3 separate regions of the Homo sapiens genome follow, and all the other regions are linked to region 1. The links are chromatin contacts, found by Hi-C or POLR2A ChIA-PET in ENCODE. All regions are on one chromosome and are shown on one strand. Each heading gives the region's core, a stretch centred on a gene start or an enhancer-like site at or near the end of the contact. The rest is flanking DNA. Distances are from core to core; before and after follow the strand shown. Region 1 overlaps NFIA (nuclear factor I A). Region 2 overlaps NFIA (nuclear factor I A). Region 3 overlaps NFIA (nuclear factor I A).

Evidence for each region. Hi-C counts contacts between places; a loop is a spot of excess contacts on that map. ChIA-PET counts read pairs that join two places held with the same protein, here RNA polymerase II (POLR2A). Pooled maps may share reads with other maps.
Region 2: a map with no recorded cell type shows a loop between it and region 1 (6-fold over the local background). The contact joins two enhancer-like sites. A Hi-C loop is called at or near these places in 1 of 168 maps with a recorded cell type or tissue (stomach), 2 of 37 single-sample maps with no recorded cell type and 5 of 50 pooled maps.
Region 3: a pooled map shows a loop between it and region 1 (2.9-fold over the local background). The contact joins two enhancer-like sites. A Hi-C loop is called at or near these places in 1 of 168 maps with a recorded cell type or tissue (mesothelial cell of epicardium) and 8 of 50 pooled maps. POLR2A ChIA-PET finds 5 or more read pairs at or near these places in 1 of 52 experiments (AG04449).

What each region holds. Positions count from the first base shown.
Region 1 is chr1:61,316,995-61,321,931 of GRCh38, reverse strand. The region is part of intron 3 of NFIA (nuclear factor I A); the gene reads right to left. Among named protein-coding and RNA genes, the nearest start is that of NFIA-AS1, 66 kb to the right of the region's middle. Within about 2 kb of position 2,936, at least 13 of the 41 ENCODE cell types and tissues checked have a DNase peak (open chromatin) inside an H3K27ac peak, as active enhancers do.
Region 2 is chr1:61,170,297-61,175,233 of GRCh38, reverse strand. All of the region lies in intron 2 of NFIA (nuclear factor I A), which reads right to left. Among named protein-coding and RNA genes, the nearest start is that of NFIA-AS1, 81 kb to the left of the region's middle. Within about 2 kb of position 1,938, at least 7 of the 41 ENCODE cell types and tissues checked have a DNase peak (open chromatin) inside an H3K27ac peak, as active enhancers do.
Region 3 is chr1:61,450,179-61,455,115 of GRCh38, reverse strand. The region is part of intron 10 of NFIA (nuclear factor I A); the gene reads right to left. Among named protein-coding and RNA genes, the nearest start is that of NFIA-AS1, 200 kb to the right of the region's middle. RefSeq lists an enhancer at 598-2,993. Within about 2 kb of position 1,860, at least 23 of the 41 ENCODE cell types and tissues checked have a DNase peak (open chromatin) inside an H3K27ac peak, as active enhancers do.

The DNA.
Region 1 (4,937 bases), core at 1,687-4,186:
AGCATTTAATTAAACTAAATGTGATTGCCCAATGACTTCATAGAAAGAAAGTTCATGAGTTTTAAGTTCCAAGTGATTGAGCAATTAAAGGACTATGTCTATTAGATATCAAAATATCTAAAAATAAAAGTGAAAAAAGATTTTTACCTATTTGTATCTTTGCAAATATCAGATCCATGGCATCACACAATGAACTGGATATGGAAGGGACCTTAAAGTTCATCTAGTAGTGGAGTAATAATCGTCATGTTGCAACAAAAAAATTGTGGTTAATAAAAAAATGAGGGGTTAAAAAAATCATATTTCCCTGAATATGTCTACCTTCCTATAACTTGTAATTTACCTAGATTTTGTCCTCTGGTATAGGCAGAACAAATGTTGGCTCTCTTTATTTCTACTATCCTTCAAATATCTGAAGACATCTCATCAACCTAATTTTCTCTCTTCCAGGCTAAATATCCTTCCGTCCTTCCTTCCTTCCTTCCTTCCCTTCCTTTCCTTCCTTCCTCCCTCCCTTTCTCTCTCTCGTCATGTCAACAAATTATTTTCCCCATTTCCCCGAAACATTTAGAATTATGCATTTATTAGTCTTAAAAGCTGAAACAGTTGTTTTGCAAGCGGACTCAACTGAAAATTTAGACTTGTACAAGAACAGAGAAACAAAAATAATCTTTAGGGATTATTTTAAAAATTTAAACACTTACTTTAGCACCATTTTAAAAAACAGAGAATTTTGCATCATATTAGAAAAGCTAAGGTCTTCTGTAATTAGCATAGTATCAGTATTTTATAAGCTTAATATTTTAAAATTAATTTTATGGTTTTAATGCACTATAAATTAACATTTTTTAATTAACCCGGTTTTGAATTAAAGAGGTTTTTTAAAAAGCAAACTTATTGTTTTTATGTTCTGCATCAAAGTTTCCTCTAAACTTGGACAGTAACAACTGGTAATTTGCAAATGAATCAAGCTATTTGTAATAGCTTTAGTTTCTGCTTATGAACTTTTACATATACTAGGGAAAAAACAGGGAAATGTATTCCCTGAATACATCAGAAACTGATTATCTTAAGTGAAACAGACATGAAACTGGATCACCTGAGGGCTACCCTGGTTCATGGACGTTAAACAGCAAAAAATCGTAATGGCCCATCTCCCTTTTCTTCCTTTTTAGGTTTTATACACAGGGCTGTGAGACAGACCATTTACAGAGAATCCTGCTTGCTAAACCACCTGAGGACACATGCAATGATAATGAAAGTAGATAGCCAGGGGCCATGTGCTAATTTTAAGATACTCAACACTGATTTTGGTTCACCAAGCATGGAAAGAAAATCCTGGATGGAGTGAAGCAATAATATTTTTTAAAAATCCTTACAATTACTTTTCTAAGACTCCAAATATTAAATGTACTATTATATACGTCTCCAAATATAAAATAAAACTAGCTAATGTTTAGAACCACAAAATGCAAAGAGCTTTCATCTTTTCAAAAGTCATTTTTTGTGTAATTCTTGCTCATTTACCCAGTAATTAGTTATCGATGCCAAAATTCACCATGTTTATTAAATTGTGGAACCTGTATTATTCACTTCTGCAGATACTATGGCAGGCCACAATCATGTGGGTCACAATACTTTGAAGTTTGCTGGCCTAGCACAAAGTATTTTAGAAGTACCAGAAAATTCTTTGTGAAATGTAACAGAATGAATTAGACTGTTCAGGCCATGTCGTGTTAGCACAATGGAGGAACACTTTTAAGACTTTAAAGTCATGTAATGCAATTCTAGGCTGGATTTTTCTTGTTTAAAAAAAAAAAAGAAGTAGAATGGGAGTGGTTGGAAGAGAAAAGGGCCAATATTTGACAACAGAAATCAGCATAACCTTTTAACTGCAGCAGCCATGGGTGACTGCCCTTTGACCTTGGAAGATTATGTGAGATTTCAATGACAACAGCTGGAAGTGAGCATGTGTGAATAGAGAACACAGATCTGAGGCCTGGTATAAAAGACTGCACAATCTCTGCCCAGATCAGAGTGCTGATTAGAAATTGTTTCCTGGTCCTGGCTTAATAGAGTGTGATCATGAAAGTTGGTGTGTGTGTGTGTGTGTGTGTGTGTGTGTGTGTGTGTGTGTGTGTTTAATTCTTCCAGGAAGAAATCATTGGTGGATTTCTTCCATATCCATTCTACTTCTTCAGCCCCTTCAAATCTTCAGGATTTTCATATAAAACAGGCTCCTCTTTCTTCGAATAAAACCTTCGCTCCTTTTTGTAGACAAAATATCTTTAAGTTATAGAGTTCTCTCCTTGAGTTTTAAAATAACCTCTACTGGGGCATTTCACATAGGTTATCATTATTTTTTGTTTAAGGATCTGTCACTCGCAAACAGACAGACACACACAGACACACAGCTTGAATAAGGACTCAGTTAAAGTGGGGATCTTACTTCTCTCATCTTTCTGATTCTACCATTTGTACAATGTATGACATATGGTGGGTACTCAGTATATCTGTGATGAATGAACACAGAAATGAAACATCTATTCTTAATAGTTTTTTCCTTTCATTCTTGAGATGTAATGGAAGATTCCTGCTACTACACAAACATATGTATAATTTCATCTTTTTTTCAACCAGCTTCATATATATTTTACCAATTTTTTAGTGAAGTCTTTAGGTGTAGTTTGCCAAACATAAACACAAGAGAAAGATTAGTAATTACTTCCTTTCCAAGGCAAGGTAACTTAGTCCAGTAGATACAGGCTACCTGGTGAATGTGGTAATTTCCATGCATAAAACCCTCAATGAATTATATTCACTGGGCTGAAGTACATGTACACTGACACAGATGCACTCTCAGATTCCTACACAGGACTCCATACTTGCTGACACTGCTCTGAAACCACCAGAATGATGCCATATGATTACTGAAAGGGCACTGGGTTATGACTCATTTACGTTGTTTTGGTTTTACCATACACTCTATCTTACCTTCTATTACTCTGGATTTTGCTAACTCTTTTAGCTCTGGATTTTGCTAACTACTCTAGTTTCTATATCAAATTAGCTTCGGTAGAAGGTGGCCTTTCCTCTATGCAAATACCTTGAGTCGGGCAAAAACCAACCTGGCTGAACAATAAAGGACAAGGAGAAGAAACTGGCGAAACTGTCTTCCAAATCAGACATGGGTCATCTGCCTCCATCCTTCTATAGCAACTCTAGATGTTATTCCAAACAAGCCACAGGACAGATTGTTTTTTCAGAACAGACCAAATCCATTTGCTGTTTCAAAATTCTATAAACAAAGCATTAAGGAATTCAATTCCCAGAGCAACTATATGGGTGTTGGCTTTAGTTTCATGGGAGCGTCTGCCAAGCTCACATATTTGTAGAACTATTGGTTTAGAGTGTCCTTTGCAGCTCAGAGCAGGAGGGACCATTGCTTGTGATCTCAATTCACTTTAAGGACTGGGTCTTGCTGGTGACAGGTATACATGATAAATGTTCCAGAAGGCTGACCTAATTTCCGTTGAAGTGAGTGTTTTGCTAAGAACATTCCCTCAAAGTGTCAGCTTGCAACCACGGATTCCAACATGCCGGGGTCCATTCTCCTCAGCGACTTATTACCATTGCTTGTAAAACTTCCCTTAAAATGAAGTTAATTTTGACTTATTTATCCACCTTCTCCAGACTTAGTTTTGAACTTAAGTAAGTTATATATCTAATGTAAAATATGTAATTATCAAACATAGTAAGTTTCATAGTTTTTAGTTGTTTGTGATCTGAAAAAAACAAATACTCAGGGCTAAATATGAATCGGGGTGAATTTGCAATGTACTTGTCTTTTCTCTTGTAAAGGGATCTATATGGCAAAATGTTCATTCATCTTTCAAAAATCATATTTCCAAGATATTATTTATTTACAATAAAGTAGGAGGGGCAGTATTACAGAAATTATAATTCCAAAATCCTAAGCCTCAATTTCCACACCTGTAAAATGACACTAATGATTATACTTACTTCATAAGTTTGTCATTAGGAATAATGAAATAGTACACTTAAAATGCTTAGCAAAGAACCTAGAACACAGAATGTGTTCAAAAAATGATAACTGTTATAAATAACAAACATAATCTTTATATCTTAGATCTTCAATCATACAGGGAATTTTTAACAGAAAAAATTAAGAAATAACCACATTCTTTTCACATGGAATGTTAAATAATGCAAGTATTCTTATAAAAGTTGTCTATAAAAATCAAAATGTAGATAATGTAATTTTATTTAAGTGAATTTTTGAGTAAAAAAATTATTTTCTAAAGCTAGTAACAAATTATTAAAAATAAATTCTCTAGAATTTTTTGATTTTTCTACAAAAAGTGAGAAATAACAGTACTTAGTCTCTAAGCTATTTTAAATGTTAGAAATCTAATTCCTAAATATAATCATATTAGTATATATATTTGTGTGTTTATGAAAATAATTGTTTATAATTCCTCAAATATTTTCAAATATAAATCACCATCTCTTCTTTAAATACATATTGAATATCTATAGAGGCCAAGCATTATTCTAGACATAAGGATACAAATTTTGGTCTTATATTTTTGGGATGATGACTACTAATACTCTAGAAATGGACGTTAGGTCAATCTTACTTGCAGGAGATCAAGTTTTATCTACTTTTTCATAAATAATGTACAGAAGTATATAGAGAAAGAATTAAAAATGGCCTCCTTTTTCCAGTTTCACTTTATTTTTTAAAAGACTTTCGTTTGCTGAAAATTCCTGTTGATAACTAAATATGCCATGCTGCCTGCTCTAGGAAACTGAATTTAATTTATTTAATTTAGAAATCTGATTTTATTTTTCAGTATTTTTTTGAAAAAAAGTTATTTAAATTTTTTTAGATGTGAAAGTACTTCAGATGGTAT
Region 2 (4,937 bases), core at 689-3,188, 150 kb after region 1:
GGAGGCACAAGTTGTAGTGAGCCAAGATTATGTCACTGTACTCCAGCCTGGGCAAGAGAGTGAGATCCTGTCTCAAAAAATAATAATAATAATAATAATAATAATCAATACAGAAAAGTTTAAGTGTCAATGCTGAATAATGCTTTGGTGCCTGGCCTGTTAATATTCAATAAATGCCAAGGTTTGAGATGTGTTTTTTTGTTTTTTTTTAAATCCTATACACTGGCATTGGGGAGGAGGCCACATTTTCAAGAATACCAAAATCTAAGCATGTTCTAGCTACAAAGGTGCTCCTCACTGCATGCCAGGATTCTTCCCAAATAAACAAATCATCTCTTGTTGGGTCCCATCAAAAGTGCATCCAAAAATGCTAGCTTTTCAAATGCAAAGCCCAACTTCAGTCTCAGCAAATGTGACTCAAGCTAAACGTCTCAAAGACATGATCTGTGTCTTCTCATCCTTTTACCCTAGGCATATGTATCCATCATAGTATCAGGCACACAGGAGGTACTCAAAGTTTATCACATAGAACCAAAACAATTTGCCCTTCCACATCATCTTGTGGAATCAAAAACAAAACCACACTCCTCTTTCTCAGTTTTCAATGCAAATGGCAGATGTCAGCTACTCAGTAGTTTTGGAGCACAGAGTAGCAGCTTTATTTACTTACTTCCTCTTTCTCACCTCCCCACTCCAATGCCAGATGAGACCAGGAGTAACAAATTCTTCTAAAAGGTGTGGTATACCATCTCTCTGCCCCTTGCACTGCACTGGATTCATAATTGAGTGTGGAATTCCCCAACCTTTCCATTAAAAGTCCATTTGATTTTTAGACCACATGGAAAGCAAAAGAAACCATCTGCTTTGTGAAGTGTGTGTAGGCACGCTTGCAGCTTTCGGAGCAGGTAACACTGCCTGGGAAAAGCCTCCACAACAGCTTTGCAAACTACCCTGGCCTGCTGAGAGCGCATGTGTTTCAAAATCAAGGAAGGCTGGGAACAGACCCAAGGCAGGGCTTCAGTAACCACATTTAGCCGCCGACCTCTCCATCTGCATAATGCCCTCACCTTCTAAATGTCTCTTCCTTCAAGACACCTCACATCTGAAGGGGGAAAAGATGAGAGACAAAATGAAAGCTGAAAGATAACAAACAGTGCTTACAGTGGAGAAAACAGTCAAATCCAAAAGCCATCCTTGTCTCCATCCACTTCTCTCGTCACCTCTACCCTTAGCATTTATCTCTATTCACTTTTCCCTAACACAGAATAATATTTATTTAGAGGATATTGAGTACCAGTCACTATGCCAAGGACCCTACATCCATTACCTCACTTAATTCTCTTAGGTACCACCCTCACCCCAGCTGTACAGAATAAACTGAGGCTGAGAAAAGCCACCACTTCTCCTGGTTACGCAGCTGGAAATGGGCAGGGCTATGCTGACTGTAAACCCAAGGCTCCCTCTGTGGCATGTACCCTCATTCTCCCAGGAATATCTTCAGAGCCCTGGCCAGAGAGGTGAGAGAAAACATAAAGGGGAATTAGGGCCAGGCACAGTGGCTCACATCTATAATCCCAGCACTTTGGGAGGCCGAGGCAGGTGGATCACTTGAGGCCAGCAGTTCGAGACTAGCCTGGCCAACATGGTGAAACCTTATCTCTATTAAAATACAAAAAAATTAGCAGGGCATAGTGGTGCAATGTCTGTAATCCCAGCTACTCGGGAGGCTGAGGCAGGAGAATCACTTGAACCCAGGAGGTGGAAGCTGCAGTGAGCCGAGATCACGCCACTGCACTCCTGCGTGGGCAACAGAATGAGACTGTCAAAAAAGAAAAGAAAAGAAAAGAGAAGAAAATAAATCTCAAGCAAGGAGAAGTCAGTGACTTGCCCATGATCACACAGTGAATGAACCAGGGCAGGAGGCCAGGTCCCTAGACACCCTTGGTCTTTTCCTGTTTTACTTACTAGCCAATGTGACTCTCTCAGATCTGTCTCTCCTTCAGATTTCCACGTTCCTCAGCAAGAACTACCAATTTTTCTTTCCTAGATAAGCAGTGAACTTTCCAAGGGTATCAAAACGGAATAGTGGAAAGAGCACTGGCTTTTGAGCTAGGGTAAAATCTAGGGGGCTCCAGTCCCAGTCACTGAGTGGCTGTGAAACCCTGGGTAGGACTTACAAGCACTCAGGTTTCAGGTTCCTCATCTGTAATTTGGAGGTAACAATACCTGCCCTCTCTACCCTAATGGAGTTGTCAGAAAAATCAAATGAGAAAATGAACGTGAAGAGTTCCTTATAAAACTGCAAATACTGTACAAATATAAAGGATTATTATTTTTGGATTCAATAGTCTTTCTCAAATGAATGAAGCCCTGTGTAGCTAGATTGTCGAGTTATGTTATAAATAACCAAGAAAAATGTTCTGATTCTTGAAACAATTTTACCAGCCTGCTCTCTCCCATGAAAGGACACTGTTTGTAAAATAAATTAAATCAGCACTCCTTGCTATCTTCAGGACATAAATTGTTACTGGCTGAGGACAGGTAAGGGAATGGATATTTTCAAAGGCATACAGACCTCTGACTATAAAAAGAGCTGACCTTCCCTAGTCTAGAACACAGGGCTTGGGGCAAGATGGAAAAACAAAGGAGGTGTCTGCTTGTTTTACAACAAGAATTATCCAACATGGACTGCCTCATCTCCAACAGTGGTTGGAAGGGCTCAGATGCTAAAGTCAGCTTCTTGTTAAATATTTCAAGGGTGCTAATGGAACCAAAAGATCAACTCTGTTATGCATCAACAGGCTGGCTTTATCCTAAAACCAATTATAAATAAACTTCTAAATACAGCCTGCTTTAAATTTGTATTTTAAAAAATACATCCAACCTTCATGTCATTCGTCACCAGCACATATCCACATTATCTGACTCATCTAAAACCCACTTTTCTCTGGGGATACCATCCTCTGCTTCTGTGACCATTTGCCTCCAGGATCGTGGCTAATACAGAATTATTTCAAATAACTTCTAAAGGTTCCTTTCTCTTTAGGAAGCAGAAATTCACTGCCAAATACACTGCTTCCATTCACAAGATTATTTATGGCACTGATAATTAAATTCCAGTCACGTGACTAAGGAAGCCTGGGTTGAGAGGGGAAAGAACCCAACCGTAATTTCTAGAAAGATCCATAAATTACTGCTTTTCTCCCCTGAGGTTGAAGTCCTTGGAGCTCTATGGATTCTTCCTTAGCACTGACTCTAAGTTTGGAATCATCACAGAAATTCCTTTCTCTGCACTCAGTGACAAAGCTCTTAAGGTAAACTCTTTGAAATTACTCTTTGTATCAGCCCCTGAGGATTTCTAAGGGGTGCACAGGAAATCCCGTTTTTCAAGGACCAAATGCTGCTGTCTCTAGGCAAGCACACAGTTCCTATAAGTACAGAAGATGAGAATTAAGGGTACAACCTTATGACAATCTGTGCTCTCTTTCCCCCAACAAAGGCACACACCATCACATCCACACCCACACAGGTATAGCACCATAGGAATGATAGCCACAGGGAGGAGGATTCTCTTATTCGTCCTCAGATTAGATCAGCAGGCCATTTTCTCCATTTCTTCAAGAAAGACCTACCAAAAACCTTTCCTAAATAAGGAAACTTCTCCTCTTCTCAAATCCTATATTCAATGTTTTAACAAAGATGAGGCTTTAATGAGTCAACGTAGTATGCATTATAGATAACAGTTATCTGTTATTATCACTTGGCTCAACCAGAGAAAAAAATGTCACCACATTTACTTGATTACTTTCAAAATATTTCATAATTATGTTTAAAATAAAAATACAATGAATAATGGCAGTCTAGAAGGAACATTAAACATTTTTTTCTCTAAGAAATACCTTCTAAAATATATCACATTTCGATTTGCTCGGCTTTTTATTTCAAGTAGATGGGTTAAACATCATCATCCTATTGTAATACTTTTTTTAGCCTGGAATAATTTTAGCATTTTAGAATTTTTCCACAGTCCTTTTTATTTAATGGTTTCAGAGAATATAATAAACACCATTTGATAAAAGATTGGGAATAAAAGAAACTGAGAGTGTAAATAAATCTTCCAAGGTTACATAGCCAATCTGGTATCCATTTTAAGGCTTTATACTAAGTATTAACACAAGCAGCCGTGTAGGCATGCCTACATAAACACACACACACACACATGCCACAGAGCAAAGGCAAACACTGCATTAGCAAGTTAGACATTATTCTCTATAAACTTTCTGCCCTTTTCTATTTAAGAAAGAATGTCTCTTTTTTTTTTATGAAACTGAAACAGTTCATTACTGTTTAAAACAACAACAAAGTCTGCTTCTTTAGAAGCTTATCAAGACCAAACACCTTTGTGGGTGCACCATCACTGATGTTGGCACAGCTTTGTGATAAGTGTCCAGCCGTTAAAAAGGCAGGGACACTAATTTTTGCTCAGTTCAGACCCTCTTCTAAAGTTCCAAGGTAAAGAAATGCTTCCTACTATACACCACGAAGAATGCAATTTTGTAGGAAAGTTCAAAATGTTACTGATAGTTATCTTTGTCATTTAGATGGCAAAAAAAGGTCTGGGGGTGTGGGGGAGGGCATATTCCCAGGCAAGAGTTCAAGTTTGGTTACAGTCCTAAGCATCCAGAAATCCTACACAGGCTAGAGTACAGGGAAATGCCAAATGCTATGACTCGACTGTGAGCACCTCCCAAGGCTATTTATTAGCAAGCTGGATTTCTGGGCCTATCCTAACAATGTAGGTCTTGTCCATAATTTGCCCAAGAGCCCTACAGCGTCTTGAAGGTCAGCTCAAGTTCACAGGCATTCCTCCTCCCCCATCGAGGTAAAAGGAAGTTCTAGAAAATGCTGTGGATCAGAGCAGCTGTGAACCTGTCCAA
Region 3 (4,937 bases), core at 611-3,110, 130 kb before region 1:
TTATAATTCATTGTCTTCATTGGGGTTTTCCAACATTCTGAGTATATCTTACAGAATGAGGTATTTCTGTTCACTTGAAATACAAATAAGGGTTTTGTTAACTGATGGGGGCAGTTATAGGAGGGCAGGAAACTTGACCATCTTGTTTATCATTCAATCCTCAGTGCCTAGCCCAGTGCCTGGAATACAGAACGTTCTTAATGAAGAAGAGTTGAATGAATGGAGAATGGGTAAAGGGAGGGGTTTCATGTGGCAATGAATGGCTACTCTGATGATTTTCAACATCTCCTTTCAAATGAGGTGCAGGCACTGAAGCCATGATTGTGACACTCTCCTAACAGGCCCAGATGGTCAATAGCGACACAAGAATAAGTGGAGGTAAGGTGGAAAAAGTGCTGGACCCAGTCTTCCTGGGTGATTTTGAGCAAGTCACAGTATTTTTCCTTCCTTACATATGTAGGATTTTATGAGGGAAGATGCTCCTTTCAGCCCAATATATCTAAAATGGTATTTTCAAACATGAAACATAATAACTAAGTAGGATCAAGATTTTACTCTATTAAGTACCACATTGTCCAAAGGAAAAATGAGGCCACTGCGTACCCTTCATTCATGCTTGCGTCCATGCAGCATTTATTTAGAGCCTTCTGTGTGCCTGCCAGGCCCAGTTACTGGTTACCTTTTCCTTTCGTAAATCCTTAGGTGGTTAGCTTTGAGCAATTGTCTGGTCATATATCACTTTATCTGCTGGCATTTCTTTTTCTGTTAGCTAGACAGAATGAGCAATTATGGACTAACATCAGAGTTAGTTTCTCCAGTGAAATAAAAAAGTATGTGGCTTTTGCCGACTTTTCTCTAGAGATACCTTGACAAATTCACTACATTTATCATTATTTACAGAAAAATTACCAAGGCCTAACAAAAACCAATGCTTCTGAATTCTTTAAGTTGACGGTATCAGAAAGGGTTCTAATTGGGTTGCTTCAGGCAGGTGAAGGATCATCCCTGTGGAAGAGATTCCATTAGGTAATGTAAGGACTCATTTGGTCCCCAGGGATGAATGGCTAAGTGATAGCTACATGGAGTTTGGTATAAGATTTCCTAGTCACACAAGCCACCTTTGATTTCCAGAGGAGTTTAAAAAACTTAAGCCCAGACCGAAAAACTACGCATCCTGTAGACTTTCAGATGTTATTCTTTGACCACATGCTTTGAGGAACACAATAAAGCCTCTTGTGTCCTGAAAGGAAATCAGCCTGGCAAATACACATGGCCTAAATCTAGCTGGACAAAAGAAAGAAGAGGGGGAGAGAAAGGAGAGAGAAAGCAAACCCCAAACTGTGTTTCTAGTAGGCCTCTACCTAACAGCTGACTCTCATCCACGTTAGAGCCGCTTCCTCCCTTCTACAAAACAGGTTCAAACTTTGGGTGCGGGGAATAATGCTTACTATTTCTGTTTTCACACTTTCTAAGTCGGTTGTGAAATTCCAGACTTCTTCAATCTGACACTAAGGTAGTTCTTGAAGCAAAGGCCTGGCACCCAGTGAGTCAGCAGGGGGAGCAGTTCTCCACACCACAGTTTCTGGACGAGACCTCAGGGCACTACAAAAATCTGCAGTGCCTCTGCACTTCTCTTAAAAAGCAAAGCAAAAAAAAAAAAAAAAAAAAAAAAGTTTCTTCACACATCTTACTATTCAGTATGTGCCTTGCCGACAAGGTTACCCCAGAGCAGCTCTGTAATCCTTCACTGAAATAGGCTTTATTGATTGCTCTGGTCTATTGTTCTCTTTTCAAGTCCCCCAAGTTCAAGTTCATCCTGGTGTTACATCATGTCTGGTTGCTAAGAGCAACCAGACAGACCCAGACGTGACTATCATTAGCAAGAAACCCTCTGCTCTCCTCCCACCAACCTTCCAGTGGTTCTGACGTAGCAGGCCCACTGCAAACACATTGAAGTATTTATTCTGCCTAATTTATGACCTACACAGCAAGCAAGACCCCCACTCCAAAAACCAACATTGTTGTATATTTAATTAATCTGTCTTTCTCTGGCACTTGGGAAAGTTAGACAAAGGACTAATTATTGTGTTTCACTCTGCACACTTTTCTTTTGGGGGGTGGATATTTGCATGGGAAAGAAAACTACAAGGCCCAGCATCAGCCCCCCACCTCTTTTTCTTTTTGCCCTATTGACATTTCATGAAATACTTTAGCTGCTTAAGGGAATTAGAAAAAAAAAATGCGATGTGAATGTTACTCCTTCTGAGTTGGTATTCAGTAACACAAATCAACTCATGACATGTTTAAATTTAAATGCTAACCACACACTCTCAGAGTTACTTTAAAGGTTAGTTTTTAATCAATAGAAGTTGCTGACTCCAGGTTTTTGGGCTGCACGCTGCAACTCTTGGGCTTTTGTCTAACGTTAAAGCTTTCAAACTTTTTTTTCCTTGAGATGATTTTAGCAATGATTTGCAGACACAGAAGGCTATTGTGCTCTGACCAGCAACATGTCAACAGAGGGGCTGAGCTGCCCTGTGGTGGGGTGTCAATATGACTCCTGAAGGCAGAGGTTGGGGGTCTTTAATAACCCGTGAAAAAACCTTAATTAACCCTTTCAGGCCCAAACCAAAACCTATTCTTAAACTTGTTCACTCCTATAATTTGACCATTAGTACTTATTTCAACATCACACTAATCTTCATGACAATTAACCCAGCTACTTGACCAAGGTTTTCCAGAACAGGAAGTTGGTTAGGGGAACCACACAGGGAATTTTTCTTTTTTGAAGTCTCTGATTAAATCATTTATTTGCAGAGATGGCAGATAGTTCTAATAATAATAATAATAATAATAATAATTCATACATCTCCCTGAATTTTCTCCTAATCAGTTTGTAAAGACACTCATAATCCCATTGGGATGAGTGTGACAGTCACACATGTGTAAGCCAGTCAATTCCTAGAAACTTCCATGAGCTGCTAGTAACACCAGATGGACAATATAATGTTTGTAAAAGCCTACTTTTCTCTTGTGATATTTTCTTATAATTTCTATTATGCAAGCAGTACAAGTTTTAGAACATTAATTGAAGAATGATTCTGCATATTTTCTTCTTGGGTCATATAGGAAAAACATAAAAGAAATCTGAGCTTATTCGATCGTTGGGGTTGAGCAGCAAATCACTGGGAAAATGGTAACACATTAAACAAAAACTATCCTCAGACATTTAGTGACATAAGCTTAGGTTTCATATGCTTTCTGCCTTCGTACTTTATAGCCCCTTAATCTACCCTACTGTATCCAAATGGACTACAAAGGAATCTCCCTCCCTATGTGCAGTGAGTGGCATTATTACAATGCAATATAGGATGATGTTATCTTGATACATTTACATTAAGTAAACACAGAGCTTTGATCTATTTTTTCCTCAGAAACTTTCAGCTATAGTTGTTGTGGAGGTCCACAAATCCACACTCCCACCAAGGCTCCAGTTACGTAAAATTAGTCGGTAACATTCACAATGTCTAGAGTTTGGGATGTGCTGAGCGGGAGTGGGGAGGGAAGTGGGGTGACTGTCCTCTTTCAATGTTCAAGGTGAAACATCAAAAGAAATCTGCAGTCCAGGACAAGAGCTCAGCTTTCCTTTTCTCCAGTCAAATGAAGAAGTAATCTCATCAGGTTGGAAAAGTGCTGACTAAGGATTTAATAAAGTGCCTGCAGATGTGGCGTCTCTAAGGTATTCAACTCATGTAATGCAAAACAGCTCCACACTGAATGTGCTTATAAAATTTCATTTAACCATTGCAGCACGACTTTTTCCCCTCACAGTTCTCTAAGGAGTTTTATCACACTTGCCGCCCGTTAATTTACAGCTCCATGAAAGTTCGAATCCCATTCCGCTGGGATTCTGGAATACTCACAGTAGTCAGGTTTTATGAACCATAAACAATATCTATCCGACTGCATCCTAAACAGGAAGCCTGAAATGGCAGAAGGTACCTCTGACGGTGCCAATCTCTTCCATTTCGTACGCCTCACAGAGAGCAATCAGAACACAGGGGCCGTCTTCCAAAATGTGGTCATGGGGCTGCTGAAGACACAGCTGATGCGGGCCATGGCCTCAACCCCTGCGTTAGCAACAAATGCTCTAATGTGTGCAACAACTTTTTAAAAGGCTTTTTACATCCTCTTTTTACTAAGAGGGCAGGATGCACATTCTAGAGGAAAAAGAAAAATGTCTGAGAAACATTTTTTGTATTTTGTATTTTACTTTAACCCCTAAAAGGAGCAGAGAGTGCTGGGGTGGCAGGGGCAGAGGGCAGAGTGGACTGTGATGCAGCAGAATCTGTTTTTCAGATTAAAAACTTAAACAAAAGGCCTCAACAAGGGCAAAGTTTAACACTGCGGAAGGAGGTTGTTAATGTGGAATCCAGAACTGGGTGTGACACTTGGCTTTCTTCTGCAGGCAAGGTGGGTTATTTGAGGACATTCACACACATAAAACGGAAATGTGCAAACACAGGCTGGCCTCCCCGCACCCTGCAGGCCCAGCTCCTCATCAGCCCCCAAAGAGGACTCAGCCAACCAATAAGCCAAGACTCCAGGAGCTGCTGTCGCTGTTGTGCATTCTCTCTTGGGGAGGTGTTAGCTTTGCACTACTACTTCACACTACTCCAGTGGGTCATTTTTGGCTTCCCGCACTTCTGTGGATGGACTAAAGCCTACTGTTTAGCCCAAATGAGTTGTCCTTGGCAAATCAGCCAAAAGCCCAGTAGTCTCTTCTGCCCATCTCAATATGATAGAAATGGATGAGGTCTCTCAGTGGACTCTGAGTTTCTCACATTCGCATAAACCATTTGGGAGCATTTATTCACTCATCCAACAAGCACTAAGGGCCTTCTATGTGCTAGGTGCTATGTATGCTGGCTCTGGGG